2 separate regions of the Homo sapiens genome follow, and region 2 is linked to region 1. A link is a loop called in an ENCODE intact Hi-C map of the cell type or tissue named here. Cell type or tissue: mammary epithelial cell. All regions are shown on one strand. Links, peaks and the distances in the headings refer to the core of each region. The heading gives the core; the rest is flanking DNA.

What was found. A loop is a pair of places that touch in the nucleus more often than their neighbours do. Peaks named below come from ENCODE experiments on the same cell type or tissue, not always from the same donor. Only the 100,000 strongest peaks of a DNase experiment are listed, where the experiment ranks them.
Region 2: a loop joins it to region 1, with 3 times the contacts of the local background. A loop is called at or near these places in 11 of 110 quality-filtered maps.

The regions. Positions count from the first base shown.
Region 1 is chr11:82,975,934-82,984,668 of GRCh38, reverse strand. It overlaps RAB30 (RAB30, member RAS oncogene family), which reads left to right. Exons shown (of 5, transcript NM_001286060.2): 5 at 2,254-8,735. The coding sequence ends at 2,504. Among named protein-coding and RNA genes, the nearest start is that of SNORA70E, 61 kb to the left of the region's middle. In mammary epithelial cell, for the core only: no CTCF peak of the experiment used is centred there; DNase peaks (open chromatin) are centred at 4,158 and 6,038; H3K27ac peaks cover 2,330 bases.
Region 2 is chr11:83,029,424-83,038,158 of GRCh38, reverse strand. All of the region lies in intron 1 of RAB30 (RAB30, member RAS oncogene family), which reads left to right. Among named protein-coding and RNA genes, the nearest start is that of SNORA70E, 7.8 kb to the left of the region's middle. In mammary epithelial cell, for the core only: no CTCF peak of the experiment used is centred there; no DNase peak of the experiment used is centred there; H3K4me3 peaks cover 924 bases; H3K27ac peaks cover 332 bases.

The DNA.
Region 1 (8,735 bases), core at 219-8,218:
GACAGAGCTTGTGTGTATGTGTGCATGTGTGTGGTGGATTCTGTAGTATCCTCAAGAGAGTTTTCCTATTAGGTTCTGCTAGCGTTCCGACTCACAAGACTACCGTAGACCACGCGTGGCATCGTGTTCACTTAGAAGGACACAGGACAGGAAATACAGCTTGACAGCAGATCAGCATCCGGCAACCCTCTTCAGTGGAAGTAATCCCAGTAGCAGTCCACGTAATTTTCCAGGACCTCCTACCCAGTCCGCAACCCCCAGACGATTCTAGTATGAGGGAACAAGGCTCATGTCAAACAGATGGAGGATCTGCCTTGGCCTAGCAGCCTCAATACCCCATAGGAGACTAAATCTATTATAACAACTCCACAATCATAACTTCCAGGGTCTCTTCAAATGAAGTCACCACATTCAGGGAAGCTCAAAGTTATGGCTTTCCATTAGGTATTTATAATTCTTAGATAGAATTCCCAGGCCAGAAGTCATTTATCAATCAGGGGTCATTTTTACCATAAGCGGTGTTGCCAGATAATACAATTGACACACCTTTGTCAGGTTTCCTGGAGAATTTGAGGTAGGTGGAAAACTTTTTAAAGATAAAATACATCATGAATTATTCATACTGATACTTCTATTTATAATTCAGGACTGCAGAAATTTTACTTAACCACATTAATTTTATATTTATATTTCCTTTTTCCTATGCCAAAAGTCCCAGTTCCCAATGGTACCAGCATAATTACTCATTTGCTTTATCCCATAATACACAGATAGCAACCTCAGAATAATAATACCAACAGTACCACCAAAAAGATGATTACTGAAACAGTTCAAGATTGTTTCCTTCAATTCTTTTTGTCCTTAGGCTATATACCACTGGGGTTGCACTGTTAAATTACTGTATCTTAAGCACCTTGAAATAGTTACTCTGTTGGCCCGGCTCGGTGGCTCAATTGCGTGTAATCCCAGCACTTCTGGAGGCCGAGGCAGGTGGATCGCTTAAGCTCACAAGTTCAAGACCAGCCTGGACGTGGCGAAACTCTGTCTCTGCAAAAAATAAAAAAAAAAAATTAGCTGGGCATGGTAGTGCCTGCCTGTAGTCCCAGCTACTTGGGAGGCTGAGGTGGGAGAAGATGGCTTGAGCCCAGGAGGTGGAGTTGCAGCAAGTCAGGATCGCGCCACTGCCCTCCAGCCTGGGCAATAGAGCCAGACCTTGTCTCAGTTAAAAGAAAAAAAGGGTTACGGTCTGTGTGGTTATTCCACACATGATGAACATGTTCATTTGTTTAATTTTGCTCTCAGTTTTTAGGGATTGCTTTTTAAATTTAATTTTGAAATTAATTGTATAATTATATAAAGCATTTTTAAGTTCCTAAAGTAAAATCTACAAAACAAAGTATATTCAGAGAGGTCTGGTTTCTATTCCTTTCACCTCAACCCTGTTCCTTTCATAGGTAACCATTTTCTTTTAAATTAAGATTTTGGTCTAGTCTTCTATTAAAAAAATAAATAAAATGTGTGTATAATATATGTATTCATATCCTTCCCTTTTTCTTGGATAGACAGTTGCGTATTGTATATGCTTTTTTTTTCTGCTTCGCTTTTTTTTTGGTTAACAGTATATCCCAGTGTTTCCATTACATGGCAGTATATAGAAATACTCCTAATTGATTTTTATGGCAGCAAATACTCCATTGGGTGGATGTGCCATACTTTATTCAGTCAGTGCCCTACCGATGGACATTTGGGTTGTCTCCAGTTCTTGCCATTATGAATGGCACTCATTTTTTATTTATTTATTTTTTTTGAGACAGAGTCTCACTCTGTCACCCAAGCTAGAGTGCAGTGGCATGATCTCGACTCACTGCAACCTCTGCCTCTGGGGTTCAAGCGATTCTTCTGCCTCAGCCTCCCAAGTAGCTGGGACTACAGGTGCGTGCCACCACACCTGGCTAATTTTTGTATTTTTAGTAGAGACGGGGTTTCACCATATTGGCCAGGCTAGTCTCGAACTCCTGACCTGGTGATCCACCCGCCTTGGCCTCCTAAAGTGCTGGGATTACAGGTGTGAGCCACTGCGCCCAGCTGGCACTCATATTTTAAAGTAAACATTTCAGTAATCACAGTCACATTTGTTTTGTTTTACTCGCCCATCTGTCTGGCTTGACTTCAGATATGGAGTTGAATTTTGATGCTTCTCAGCCTGCAAAAAGTCAAATGCTGATTCTTTATTTGATTTTACTACTGTTATAGGCAACAAGATTGACCTGGCTGAAAGGAGAGAGGTTTCCCAGCAGCGAGCTGAAGAATTCTCAGAAGCTCAGGACATGTATTATCTGGAGACCTCAGCCAAGGAATCTGATAATGTGGAGAAACTCTTCCTTGACTTAGCATGCCGACTCATCAGTGAAGCCAGACAGAACACACTTGTGAACAATGTATCCTCACCCTTACCTGGAGAAGGGAAAAGCATCAGCTATTTGACTTGTTGTAATTTCAACTAAAGGCTGAGGCACGGAGAAGAAAAGGAATCAGCAACTGCCCTGATGGGCCATGAGATGCTGGGGAGATCTGGCGATGACTGTGGCTCCCGCTCTCTGACCTTCTGACTCCTGTGGGCTCCTGAGCTTACAAAGCATGGCAGGCCAAGGGCCTCGACCACAGGCCAGCATTAGCAGAACATATAATGGTTTCACCCTTTTCCAGTCTGGAGTTGGAGCAAGGAGAAAATTGCACTAGGCACTCCATGATCTGCAGAGCATGTTGCTTTTGTTTTTTTAAAAAGCAAGTAAAAGCGCATTCCTAAACAGAGTCCGGGGGGAAATGTACTGTAGGGATCCCTCCTGCACATCAGTGGGTGCATGTGGGAACTCTTCTTTAGGGCTTCGGTGGTAATCATCTGGGGGCCCTGGTTTTCTTGTCTACCAGATAAACCAAAACTGGGAAGGCCAAGTACAGTCTCTGTGGTGCGTATTGACGACCCCATGGAGATTTTGAAAAGTGTTATTTCTCTTGTCCACAGGCACTTTCAAGAACTTTGGGATGTAAAAATGAAATGAAACCTTTACCCATGACCAACAGTAACAATCATTGTTTTAATAATATATACAAGCTCCATAACTCCTTTTGGTGCTAATGATTCCGCTATTTCACAGACCAAACGTTTTAGTACATTAATGTCCTTAAATGTGTTATATAGAAATAAAAAAATGGGGGAAGTCCATGAATCAGCACTCTTTCTCAAAGTCTCATTACTACCTTTTTAAAGGTGGATTTTTGGGAAAAGAGAATACTTTTCCTTTTATGTTCCCCTCTGAATCTCTACCACTTTCTTGTCTCTCCAGCCCTTTATGTAAATGAAAACGTTTGCAAAATGAAAAAAATAAACAAATGGTTGATGACATTCTAATATAAAAACTTAGCTCTAACACATTTTGAGTAGTATGAGGAAACAGACCAGATATGACCAAAATACTGTGGATTAATGGACTGTAGTGCAGGGCTCCTAGCAGAGCACAGTCCTTGATAGTAGGTCACATCTTTTACTTCCTGGTACTCTCCATCTTGGACAGACCAAGGCTTAGGATTTTGTAGATTTTTTAGTATGATAAGTGAGAATAGCAACAGATGAAAAGTCTCACGACCCATTTTTATATCTTCGATGATAACCTTAGAAAAATTCTGCTCGTGGAAGCAGATTGAACTGTCATTTATCCCCTCCTTCTTGTAATAATGTTACCTTCAGACGCTTAACCATATGTTCTTTCTTTTTTCTTTCTCTTTTCCTCTCTATTTTTCTGGTCTCTCCTTTTCTTCTTCCCTCCCTCCCTCCCTCCTTCCCTCCCATCCTTATATGCCTGTGTTACTGCAAATCTCCAATTCAAATGGAGGTGTATATGCCTTTACTTAGCCAATTTAAAAACAGGACTCAAAATGGGAGATGTGCTGCTGAATATGTGTTTCTTTTTCTTCAGTGCCATACTTTGATAGCTTCCAATTTGTTCACTGATATAAATGCAAATTGGGAAAATAATTAAACCTGTATGCTGTTGATGCTGTCAGATGTTTCTGTAGCTTGCTGCTTAGCATAACTGAGGGATGAGTAATGGAATAAGGATATGATGTGTAATTCCACTGTTGCTGTAGATGGTGACAATCTCAGTTCTGATATGTTGATGTTTGAAAGCTATTTAATTGTAAAGAAATTAGTCATGTAGAGACATGATGTGGATAAAGCATTTCTGGCATTTCTCTAGCAGGTTCTAGATTGACCAGTGTCTTGCACATGAGATTATGCATATTTTTTAAGGGGCTGATACTTTTGGTTGGCCTCACTGTGTTTTTCCTGATCCTGTGGGAAAGAGAAAGGCATCCCAGAAGTTTGACTTGTTTTTCTTTTAGAATCTGTCTCTGCAGGAAAGAAAAGTCATTTTAATAAAAACCAAAATAATTTATAATAATTGTTGCCTTTCCCTCCCCATCCTCTCCACTAAGCCAGCAACTAAATGTATTCAGAAAACAAGTTAATCAAGGAGGGCAGAAGAATTTTTTTTAAACTGTAAGAAAATGTTCCTAAGTTTAGATTTATTACCTGTCATTTAGGGCAAAAATCCAGTGTCCCCAGCACATGATGACCCAACTTTGTCTCACAGTTGCAAGTGTGTTGAAAATAAAGTTGCTTTGTGAACTTAGAGGAAATGGCTGTGTTAGATTGGACTGATTTAGTTGCAAAATAATACCTTTTAGGGTCACACTTGTATTATTCCCTAGGGTTTAGCCTTCTCTATATACCCTTGGCCAGACTCAGAAGGGGATTAAAAAGCTCTGGTCTTGGCCTCTATCTTCCTTGTTGCTCCTCCCAGCCTTTCCATAACTTACCCATCCACAGCCCATCAGCAGGAACACATGAGAATGTGGGACTTTGTTTCTTTTTTTCTTAGTTGTATGAATTCCAGATTAGGCCTTATGGATACTTGTCTACTAATATATCTGAAGTTTGAAAACAATCCCTGACAATATTGTAGGTGCAATAAATATTAGTCAAATAAACATTTAAGTGCCAAGGTGGGGTGGTAGTGGTTGGGGGAGCTTTTTTTGATTAAACAGAAATTCCTTCAAGTAGAACTTGAGAAAGGACACTAAATACAGTCATCTTAACCCAGGCCAGAACCTAAATTTATTGGTTTGCCTAACAGTCTTATTGTCATGGCAATATTTGCTAAGATGAGCCTTCTTTAGATAAAAATGAACTCTCATTTAGTGGTGGATGAAAAAAGAGAAATTGCTTTATCATATAGTTTAATTTGGCTCGGTCTACTAAGACCACCAGGGTTGATGTATTCCTCCATTTTTGGTGTGATCTTTTTCTTCATTCAATAAAGTTATTAAATATATGGCAAAACTTTTTTCAGTTTCCAGTGAAAATGCATGATACTCATGTCATGGAGTCAGGCTTGGGAAAATCTATGAAATAATAGTTTGCTGATAATGATATTTTCTTATGGCTTTGTATAGACTACATCCTCAAAGGATTTTGTGCTTCTTTGCCCATAGAAGGCTTTTTCTCCCTTTGTGTGCTTTTATTAAATCTGTTGAATTATATTAATATTTTTTGAATTTACAGGGCCAATTATCTTTTTTGATGGATTACTTAGATTAGGCCATGGGTTCTTCCTGGCCTTTCTTTTTCTCGGTCTTTTAATCATTTCACGTTTTTATCTCTCCCTGAGTAAAGTGGCAAGAAAACTAAAAATGAAAGTTAAATGGGTTGATTTGACAATGTGTCAAGTTCTGATTTAGAGTTTATAAGGAAGGTAGAAACGATTGGCCAAAATAAGATATTTGGATGAGGATTATTTAAGCCGTTTAGATTTGGCCAGAGACGCCAGATTTAGCAAAGGACTGGGTTCTTATCTTCTTTCATTCATGAATATATGCCTTGGGAGGACACTGGTGATTCCCACAGAATTAGGCCAATGATTTGCCACATTACCCTTTAAGCTAGCCCATAATTCCACCAGATCCCACACCAAGTTTCAGTTCATGACTCATACTGAATAAACGTCAGTTGTAAATGATGTTTGAATTGGTCTTCCTACTAAAGTGAAACATCTTCTTTTAAGCCAAGCCACATGAATGAAATAGCACAATCAGAAAAAAATCTTTTTTTTTTTTTTTGCATATCAAACCAATGGCCTTCTCCACTAAGCCAGCAACTAAAGGTATTCAGAAAACAAGTTAATCAAGGTGGGCAGAACTTTTTGAACTGTGAGGAAATGTTCCTAAGTTTAGATTTATTACCTGTCATTTAGGGCAAAAATCTAATGTCTTTTTTATTTCTTAATCTTGTAGAACTCTGTATTTCATAGTAATGAGTACTTAGGGATCATTGCTCTATTAGCCTCTGGGAGAGATCTTCTAGAGTTTGCCATTCCTTTTTTTCCAAAATTTTTTGTTGTTGTTGTTGTTGTTTTAACTGCAACTGGTTACTTTTCTCAACCATGGTCCTGACATGTTTATACTATGATACTTTTGAGACTTCGCTAAAGAATTAAAAGCTGTGAAACAACATTTGCTTCTCATCCTTCAGACAAAATGTGTTCCATTTAAGCAGCATGGTTAAACACTAATTTTGGGATAAGGGAGGGATATGTTTTCTTTACTTTCTTTTTGGATTTCATTTCTGTGGCATGAGCCTATTTGCGTTTGGAAGGAAAGATGCCTTCCTTTACATTCTTCACACTGGTAATTTTTTCATACTGAATTAAGAAATTATCATCCCTTCAAAACACATATTAATATAGCAACATTAGAGTAAGGGAGATGGCATTTCATCTCCTCTCCTCAGTCCCTTGATGTTGGAATGTTATTATCATTTCCAGGAGCCATACTTTGAAATTAAAAACAAATTGAGGCATTACCAGTCTGATGAAGGAATTTTAAATGCAAGCCATTTAAAGAATACTTGAAGGATTTGGGGAGACTTAGGTTAGGAAAAAGAGGGGAATACAATTAGTGCATTAGAACAAGATGCTCTGTGGTTCAGAGGGGTGGAATGAGGCCTACTGAATGAGGCCGTAGGGACACAGATTTGGGTTCCATGTCAGGGCGACCATTCTCAAAAAGTTGGTTCACTATGGGACAGTCTGCCTCAGGTAATAGCCTCTGTCAAGAGGCAAAGATGTGGAGAGGATCCAATTGGTTGGAGATTGGAGCAGGTGACCTATTAACCTAAATTCCATGTTGTATGTAGTACTTTGCCTCTCATAACATGTTCAATTAAATATCTGTTAATTCATAGCTAATGATTTTTTTAATGGGGCCTCGTTCTTCTGCCACAAGTGCATCCCACCTTTATCTTTCAGGGAAGAGGTTGGTTGCACGTTGTTAGGCCAAGAGACTGGCCCTCCATTATGCCCTATGCTGGACTTGCTTTGTCGGTCCATTCATTGATGTCCTGTTGAATCAAAAGGTATTGTTTTAGTAGAAGTTACATGAAGTATATTCATTTATCACTTGCTAAACATAGGCCTTGCTCTGTTTAATAAATAATGGGTGTCTCTTTCAAGATTTTAGGATAGGCCTTTTTAACAGAGCAGAATCTTCTGTTAAAGTTCTCACAAACAGACCAACTCCCAAGAGAGATGGGCTGGTGGGTCACTGACATAAAGCAGTCCACAAGATCTATTTTAGAAAAGTATCAATGACATTTCCTTAGTTGGTTTGATTCTCTTGAGAATACATGAGTTTAAAAGAACTGAGGTCAAATTGCTTTATGTGGAAAGCAATAAAAACAAGTATTTTTGACTTGCAAATTAGAGGTAACTGTAAGCAATTTTTGCTATTGAAGCCTATGGCCCAAATTATTCCACCTGCAAAATAACTTTCACCCTTGCAAGGCTGATAGACGGCTCTTCATTGGTCTTTTTTTATGGTTTTGTTTTGTTTTTTTAAGTCATTGGTCTTAAATCTGTATGGTGACAAATCTATTTGAGTTTGATTGAGACTTTCTTGGACTCCTTTGGACAAGAGGTCAGAGCACAAAGGCTAGTCACCACTTCTTTGACTTCTTGAGGTATGAGCCAAAATTTTACTTTTCCATTGATTTAAAGCAGAATTTTTGGAGATGCTGTGTTCTAGTTCCTGACGGAATCGGTGGTGGTTGCTGACTTTGACACTTTGGAGAGTGATGTGGGGAGTTATATAGAAGGGGAAACACTAGTTTAGGTGTGAGGAGTTCTAGTATGCCACAAATTAGCTGAGACTTTAGACGAAGCACAATATTTGAGCATCAATCTTCTCATCTATGAGATAGACCTGTCAGGATTATTGTGAAAATTAGATGAGATAAGTTGAAAGTACAGTGCTTGGTAAACAGTTAGCACTCAAATATTAGTTCTTTTTCACTTTAATTAAGAGCAGACTTTGAATGGTCTGATGCCAAGTGTAGATCCTTAAGAGACAAAACAAAGAAACTTTCCTGGCTTCAAAGAAAAGAACTCCATTTCTGAAAGGGTGCCTTAAAAGGAATTCATTTGTCTGATCCATCCTTTTGCCTTTGGGCATTACTACTGTCACCCTCCATTTCTTTACAAACTTCAGGCAAGGTGGTCTCTCTCTCTCTCCCAATAGGCAATTCCAGGGTTGTAAACTCATTATCAGGAAGCTTAATCTTAGAACTGAAATACCTCACAGAGCAATTTAAACCTCTTTCTTCTTGTTCCTATTCTTCATGG
Region 2 (8,735 bases), core at 140-8,139, 54 kb before region 1:
AAAACCACAGAATTCCAGAGTTTAGAAGGATTTTATGTAGCATTTTCCCTATTCAATTACTGAATTCTCTCTCTAACCCTCCAGTCAAGGAGTCATCTGTTTTTTTCTTTAACCCTTCCAATGACAGAGAAGTCATCATTCACCCTCTCCCACTCCCAAGGCAGCTTATTTCACTCTGACCACGAGACAGCCTTCCTTATGTCAGACTGAATTCCTTTCCTGTCTGTCTTCCGCACGTTGGTCCCAGTTTGGCAGTGATGGCCACATGAAGTAAGTGGAACCCCTGTTTCCTAAGGCATCCTTTCAGATTCTTGCACTTTACTCTCTATCATAACCCCCAAACACTTTATCTTCACCAGAGTAGCAGCTTCAGGCCTTTAATTCCTAGCTTCCCCTTGAACAAACACAACTGGGGTCCACTTTTTTTTTCTTCTTAGTGTGATATAGTTGGCTATCTCACGAGCATTTTGCTTCTCCTCCAGTCTCTCTTAATACGTGGTACCACTCTCTACCCAGTTGTTCAAGCTAGAAACCCAGGAGTTTGTTCCCTTCACCATTCACATACCATTCATCAGCAAGTATTTTCATTATTTTTTAAAAAATTCATTCGGCTGGGTCCAGTGGCTCACACCTGTAATCCCAGCACTTTGGGAGGCCGAGGTGAGTGGATCACGTGAGGTCAGGAGTTCAAGACCAGTCCGGCCAACATGGCGAAACCCTGTCTCTACTAAAAATACAAAAATTAGCCAGGCATGGTGGTGGGCGCCTGTAATCCCAGCTACTAGGGAGGCTGAGGCAGGAGAATTGCTTGAACCCTGGAGGCAGAGGTTGCAGTGAGCCGAGATCACACCACTGTAGTCCAGCCTGGGTGACAGAATAAGACTTTGTCTCAAAAAAAAAATTCGTTTGTCTTTTTATTTTTTAAAATTGTAATTAAATTTCAAAGTTTTTATTTATTTATTTTTTAAAAAAACACTTAGTATCACCTCAAGTATTTTCTTTGTTATTCCCAAATATAAAATCCTCTCCCCTACCATTATCTTGGTCCAGGCCACCATTATCTCTCCCCTATTCTTAAGTCTTGCCCACTCCCTACACTCACTTCTCCACACAGCAACCAGAATTATCTCTTTAAAGCGCAAGTCAGATTACACTATTTCCCTGATTAAAACTCTTCTTTGATCTCCCATTGCCCTTTGGACAAAATTCAAAGTGTTTTCCATGGTCAACGAGGCCCTGTGTCATCTCAACCGTTCTTTTTTCCCTGTTGCTCACCCAGCCTTGGTCCCTGTTCTCCTTTATGTTCCTTGGACACGCCAAGCCTTTTCTGGTAGCTAACCCTTGCACTTCTTGTATCTATTGCCTGCGCTCTTTTCCTAGCTTTGCAAATGCCTGGCTTATTCTCATCTTTCAGGTCTCAGCTCACATCTCACTTTCTCAGAGAGGCCTGATCCCATCAGTCCTCTGAGGCCTCATCTCATCATTCTGTAATTATCTATCTGCATTGTCATCTATCCTCATGAGAACAGTAGTTCTTTGGTAACTGGACCTACCTTATGTTAACAGTTGTATCCTCTGTAGGTGTCACAGTAGCTGGCTCATAGAAAGTGCTCAATAACTATCTGAGGAATAAATGAATGGACTCATAATTGACTGAAAGGGTGTTGAAGTTGTATTAAAAATGAATTTGAGGCCAGGCCTGGTGGCTCATGCCTGTAATCCCAGCACTTTGGGAGGCCGAGGCAGGAAGATCACTTGAGGTCAGGAGTTCGAGACCAGCTCTGGCCAACATAATAAAACCTTGTCTCCATTAAAAATACAAAAATTAGCTGGGCATGGTGGTGCCTGCCTGTATTCCCAACTACTGTGGAGGCTGAAGCAGGAGAATTGTGTGAACCTGGGAGGTGGAGGTTGCAGTGAGCCAAGATCGTGCCACTGCACTCCAGCCTGGGAGGTGGAGTGAGACTCCATCTCAAAAAAAAAAAAAAAAGAATTTGAACCTGAGCTTTGCCACTTCCTGTGTGACTTTGGGCAAATTATGCTATCTTTCTGGGCTTTAGTTGCCTCATCTGTATAATAGCAGTTCTATCTACCTTACAGAATGTTGTGCGGGTCAGTTAAGATATTGGCTGTGAATGTACCCACCACAGTACCTGATACATATTAAGTATTCAGTCCACCACCAGTCAAAGCCTGGCACTTAATTCTGAACATGCATAGAAGAGTTCTATCAAGTTTCAGCCTCATTAATGGAACTGTTTGTGTGTTGTGCCTGTGTGTGTGTGATCCATAAGATGCCTGTGACTTCCCGCAAGTAACACTTGCCTGGCTGGAAAGACAGTTCTAACCCAGGGTGTCAGCTGTTGCACTGAGTGATACTCGATCTGATTACCCAGGGGTGCCAAGCACAGAGCCTTCACTGGAGAGCTGAACACAGACCCTAAAATTAAATTATCAAACCTAACATCGTGTGGCCCAGTCTGGTTGTCAAGATAGATGCTGTGTCTAGACAGTCATCTCCCTTGGGAAATCACAGTTGCTTAAAAAGGAGGCACGTGGTCTCCTGTTAAGAATACAAAACAGGCCTGTGAGCTGTTGAGGAAGAGGTTGCTGCTTGAGGTTGCATGGGCCTATGGAGCAGGGCCTGGGGAAAGAAGCTGTCTGCTTCTATACTCATGTGAGTCTCTGGATCATGGTGGTGGCCTTCTCCTTCACTCATGTCGGGACAACTGAGTCCATGGTGCATGGGAAGGTAGAGACATAGCTATCACCTTCCCCAGAGCCAGTGATACTGTGCCTCCACTGAAGATTGCTGGGAGGAATTGAAAGGCAAGTCTGGAATATGCATTACCTGCTGGGGAGGGGAGCAGAAATCTTGCTGCAACTTGCGTGCTTGGCATGATGATCTAGGTGGCTCCCTTCTGAATGCTGTTAGGATGAGTGTTTTAAGGTGAGCACTCTAGAATTAGGTAGACCTGGGTTCCAATCCTGGTGATGCAGTGACCTTGATCAAATTATTGAATGTCTGAGCCATAGTTTGCTCATTATTAAATGGAGGTAATAATGACCTGTATCTTATCTAGTTGCTGTGAGGATTAGATGATACGGTGCATGTAAAAATATTAGCTTAGTGCCTGGCACATAGCCAGTGGTCAATAAATGATCATTCTTTTTATTAGTCAGGATTTTGAGTTTAGTATTTCTTTTCCTTTCTTTTCTTTTTATTTTTTTCTGCTCTCTGTGAACAAAAAGTTTGATACTTCTGATGAGCCTCACCCACACTGAACTTTCAGTCTTGCTTCCCCTCTTGCTAACTGTGTTCCTTGGACAAGTTATGGAACCTCTCTGAGTCAATGTTCTTATCTGTTACCTGCAGTTTACAGTTCCCATCTCACAGTGAGGATGAAATGAGATCAGAGCACCTGATACATAGTAAGTGCTCAAAATACTTATTTCCTCCCACCTTGGTTCTGGAGTATCTGAAATACGGCCCCTTTAAGCTTGTTAAGATTCCTCACTAGCCTTGTATGCAGCTGTGGGCAGAGAGCTTTGGCAGAAGGAAAGACTTTTTGTTTTTTTTTAAATGACTGTTTCATAATCTGTTGGCTCAAATCTGCTGCTGCCACACCCTGTGCCTCTCAGGGTCCCTGGGTCCTGTTGCAGTTATCATATGCCTCACCTTTAACCTAAATGACTCTGCGAAGTGGCTGCTATGGAAGGATTTACTGAGTGCAAAATGGATTTTCTTCCCTGCTCTTTGGGGCAAAGCTGGCTCAGAGATTCTTAGCTGCAGGGGGAGGGGCTGGCAGGCCTGAACCGCAGTTGGACTTAGCAGCCAGGGGTTTTCTGGTTTTCATTAAAATTCTCTGGCTGTCTTTTGGGATAGCTCCATTGGATATGACTGTGCACTGGAGCCGGTTGTGCTGTTCTCTCAGCTGTACACACCCATCAAATCACAGTGCCCCTGAGGACGAGAGAAAATTGAAGGTAGGCAATAGCCTGGCTGAGGGCTCTTGCTCAGCAATCTTTGTGGTAAGTGGCCTCCGTTTATAACTGCAGAGCTTGAGTTTTGCAGTCTTAAATACAGATGGGGAGGCAGACATGGCTGAGCTGGGAATGGGTTGCAGAGAGAATCCTGTTACAGCTTGCTTTTGAGGATGGACTTGCTCTTGAGGACAGATGGAGGTTTCCTGGCAGCTGTCGAGGTCCCCAAGTGTTACATTAATGAAAATGGCCTGATCTGATTATTCTTTTTTGTTTTTGTTTGTTTGGTTTTTTTTTCATTTGATCTGATCATTCTTTGGAGGTACTTGATACCCTCATATGCCCAAGGGGCTTGAGGTTGGGTGATGCAGTTTTCTGAGGGTGACATGCTGAATTAAAGAGGATTGAGATTTTTATTTATTTATTATTGTTTTCTTAATTCCCAGTGTGGTAGCAGAGGATTCAGTTTTGAATGTTAATTTCTGGTGGCTGAAGGAATCTCACTTGAGACTGAAACTTGAGCCTGCAAACCTAGGTTCAAATCATAACTCTGTTATTAACTTGCCTTATGACCTTGGGCAAGTTACTTTCCTGGATTTCAGCTTCACAGTGTGGTTGTAGGGATTAAGTGAGATAAATTATGTAAAGCTCTTGGCATATCGAGTGTTCTCAACAAATGGGAGATGTTATTAGAAATTGGCCTAAATTTGACCTGTCACTCTAGCTTGCCAAGATATATTTTAATTCTGTAATATAAAACATTTGTTCCACATCCCTCCCAGCTTTGTGTCATTTAAGAACTTGAGGCAGGCCGGGCTCAGTGGCTGACACCTGTAATCCCAGCACTTTGGGAAGCCAAGGTGAGCAGATCACCTGAGGTCAGGAGTTCGAGACCAGCCTGACCAACATGGTGAAACCCCCGTCTCTACTAAAAATACAAAAATTAGCTGGGTGTGGTAGCATGTGCCTGTAATCCTAGCTACTCCGGAGGCTGAGGCAGGAGAATCACTTGAACCCGGAAAGCAGAGGTTGTAGTGAGCTGAGGTCATGCCGTTGCATTCCAGCCTGAGTGACAGAGCAAGACTCTGTCTCAAAAAAAAAAAAAAAAAAAAAAAAAAAGAATTTGAGGCAAACATGTTCCCTAGGGCAAGCTGAAACTCCTCTCCCTGGAAAAATACATCAAAACCATATTATTATGTTCCCCAGTGAGATGCTTAAGATGTCGGGTATTTCATATCTAGGTAACTTAGAAAAAATGGATTTTTCCTATCATTCTTGATAGATAGATTATGAGAAAGTCATTTTAATTAATATTGGGTATAAATGTTCCCTGATGTTACTCCCAAGAGAGCATGATTAAGGTTCCTATTTACCTTTAGAGTACACTCTTTTTCCATTCTTTTCTCCTTTTACTCTACTCTTCAAACCCTGTGTTCTAGCTATGGTGGACTGCTTACATAAAAATAATTAATGCGAAACATACAATGCATATGAAAGAATGTTTTAAATACATATTTACAGTTTAAAGAAGAACATAAAAATTGTGACCAGATGCAGTAGCACATGTTTGCAATTCCAGCTACTCAGGTGGCTGAGGTTGGAGGATTTCTTGAGGCCAGGAGTTCAAGACCAGCCTGGGCAAAATAGTGAGATGCTGTCTCAAAAAATAAAAGAAAGAAAATTGTGAATTTGCCATCCAATTTATCAGATGGAACATTATTTGTATCCTAGAAGCTGTTTGTCTACTCTCTGCCCTGAAATCATACCCCCTTTCCTCCTCACCAGACATAATGATTATCCTGACTTTTGTGTTCATCGTTCTCTTACTTTTCTGTACAGTTTAACCACCTGTGTTTGTATTACTAAAACAAATGTTGTTTTTTAAAAAACCAAGAAGCAAGCACAAACCTAGCAAGCTTTGTTACTGTTAGATCTAAACTCTGGGTCATAATATAGCTTTAGATTCCCAGGGGGTTTAAAAGGCTCTAATGGGGAAGTCAGTGGGCAAGGATGTGAGTGAGTCCTAGGAAATAAGGATCACTACTATTGAGACATCTGATAGGGTTGTAGTGTGGGCACACACTGGACATATGGAATATGGTCACAAAGAGTGGACGGCTCTGTCTTTTCTACTTCCAGTCTTTCTTTGGCGTCCTTTCAGCTCTCAAGGGGTAGGTCAAAGCAAAACTCTTCTGTAGGATGAAGTGAACGTCACCAACTAACCCAAACAAATAGTGTGGAGATGAGCAGGTGCTTCATCAGCACATGGTCAAGACAAATAGAGGCAGAAAAGAACCTCGACTAAGTTTACCTATGCATTTTTTGTCAGGTTAAAAAGAGAATATGCAGGCCAGGCCTGGTGGCTCACACTTGTAATCCCAGCACTTTGGGAGGCCAAGGCAGGCGGATCACCTGAAGTTGGGAGTTCGAGACCAGTCTGACCAACATGGAGAAACCCCATCTCTCCTAAAAATACAAAATTAGCCAGGTATGATGGCACATGCCTATAATCCCAGCTACTCTGGAGGCTGAGGCAGGAGAATCGCTTGAACCCGGGAAACGGAGGTTGCGGTGTGCCGAGATTGCACCATTGCACTCCAGCCTGGCCAAGAAGAGCAAAACTCCATCTCAAAAAAAAAAAAGAAAAAAAAAGAATACGCAGAACCACTTACGGAATATTCTTACCCAAATGTTGACTCCTAAAATCTCATCAAGTCTCTAGAGCTAACTTTAATATATTGGAAAGATGGGGGAAAGGATGACAAGTGGAATTACACTCTAAGGAAACAAACAGAGAAATTTAGAATGTAGAACATTCTGTCAGACAACTGACTTGGCTTCCGCAACAAGTCAATGACATGAAAAAAATAATAAAGTGACTTAAGAATTATAACCAGATGTCATGTGTGAACCTTGTTTTTATTCGGATAGTCTATGTGTTAGTTTGCTAGGCCTGCCATAACAAAATACCACACACTGGGTGGCTTAAGCAACAGAAATTAGTATTTTCACAGTTCTGGAGGCTAGGAGTCCAAGATCAAGGTGCTGGCAGGATTGGTTTCCTCTGAGGCCTCTCTCCTTGGCTTGCAGATGGCTGCCCTCTTTCCACCTCCTTGCATGGTCATTTCTCTATATATGCACACTCCCAGTGTCCTGCTACGTGTCCTATTCTCCTCTTTCTATAAGGACACCAGTTAGATTGGATTAGGGCCCACCCTAACAATCTCATTTTAACTTAATTACCTCTTTAATGGCTCTATCTCCAAATACATGAACAGTCACATTCTAAGGTACTGGGAATTAGGGCTTCAACATATGTATGAACTTGTGGGGGGACATAATTTAGTTTAATTGCAAAGAGACTTTTTTTTTTTTTTTGAGGTGGAGTCTTGCTGTGTTGCCCAGGCTGAAGTGCAATGGCACGATCTCAGCTCACTGCAACCTCTGCCTCCCGGGTTCAAGCAATTCTCCTGCCTCAGCCTCCTGAGTAGCTGGGATTACAGGTGCGTGCCACCATGCCTAGCTAACTTTTGTTTTTTAGTGGAGATGGGGTTTCACCATGTTGGCCAGGCTAGTTTCGAACTCCTAGCCTCAGGTGTTCTGCCCACTTCGGCCTCCTAAAGTGCTGGGATTATAGGGGTGAGCTACCACACGCAGCCAAAAAAAGACTTTTTTTTGAGACAGGGTCTTGCTTTGTTTCTCAGGCTGGAGTACAGTGGCATGAACACGGCTCAACATAGCCTTGACCTCCTGAGATCAAGCAGTCCTCCCACCTCAGGCTCCCAAGAAGCTGGGACTACAGGCATATACCACCACACCCAACTAATTTTTTTTTTTTTTTGAAGAGATGCGGTCTCACCATGTTACCCAGGCTGCTCTTGAACTCCTGGTCTCAAGCGATCCTCCTGCTTTGGCCTCCCAAAATGCTGGGATTATAAGCATGAGCCACCACACCTGGCATTGAAAAGACATTAAAAAAATTTTTTTAAATGGCTTTTGGGTTATAAGTGGTTTTTGGTTACATGGATAAATTCTACAGTGGTGAATTCTGAGATTTTAGTGCACCTGTCAACCAAACAGTGTACACCCTACTCAGTATGTAGTCTTTTATCCCTCACTCCCCTTGCCCACTCCTTCCCCAGGTCACAAATTTCATTATATTGCTCTGTATTGTTTTTGTGTCCTCACAGCTTAGTTCCCACTTAAGTAAGAAAACAAGGTATCTGGTTTTCCATTCCTGAGTTACTTCACTTAGAATAATGGCTTCCAGCTCAATCCAAGTTGCTGCAAAAGACATTATTCTATTCCTTTTTATGGCTGAGTAGTATTCTATGGTGGATATATACCACATTTTCTTTATCCACTCATTGGTTGATGGGCACTTAGGTCGGTTCCATATCTTTGCAATTGTGAATTGTGCTGCTACAAGTATGCATGTAGATGTGTGTAAAAAGAAATTTTTGAGATGATATCAAGGAATTACTGTTACTTTTATTCAGGTGTGATAATAATAGTATAATGTAAGAAGATGAATAATATAGAGATGAGTTCTGAGGTACATAGGAATAAAATGATATGATGTAGAATTTGTTTAAAAATATTTAAACAGCCTGGATGCTAAGGTTCATACCTGTAATCCCAGCACTTTGGGAGACTGAGGCAGGTGGTTTGCTGCATCCCAGAGGTTGAGGCTGCAGTGAGCCATGATGACACCACTGCACTCCAGCCTGGGCAACAGAGCGAGACCCTGT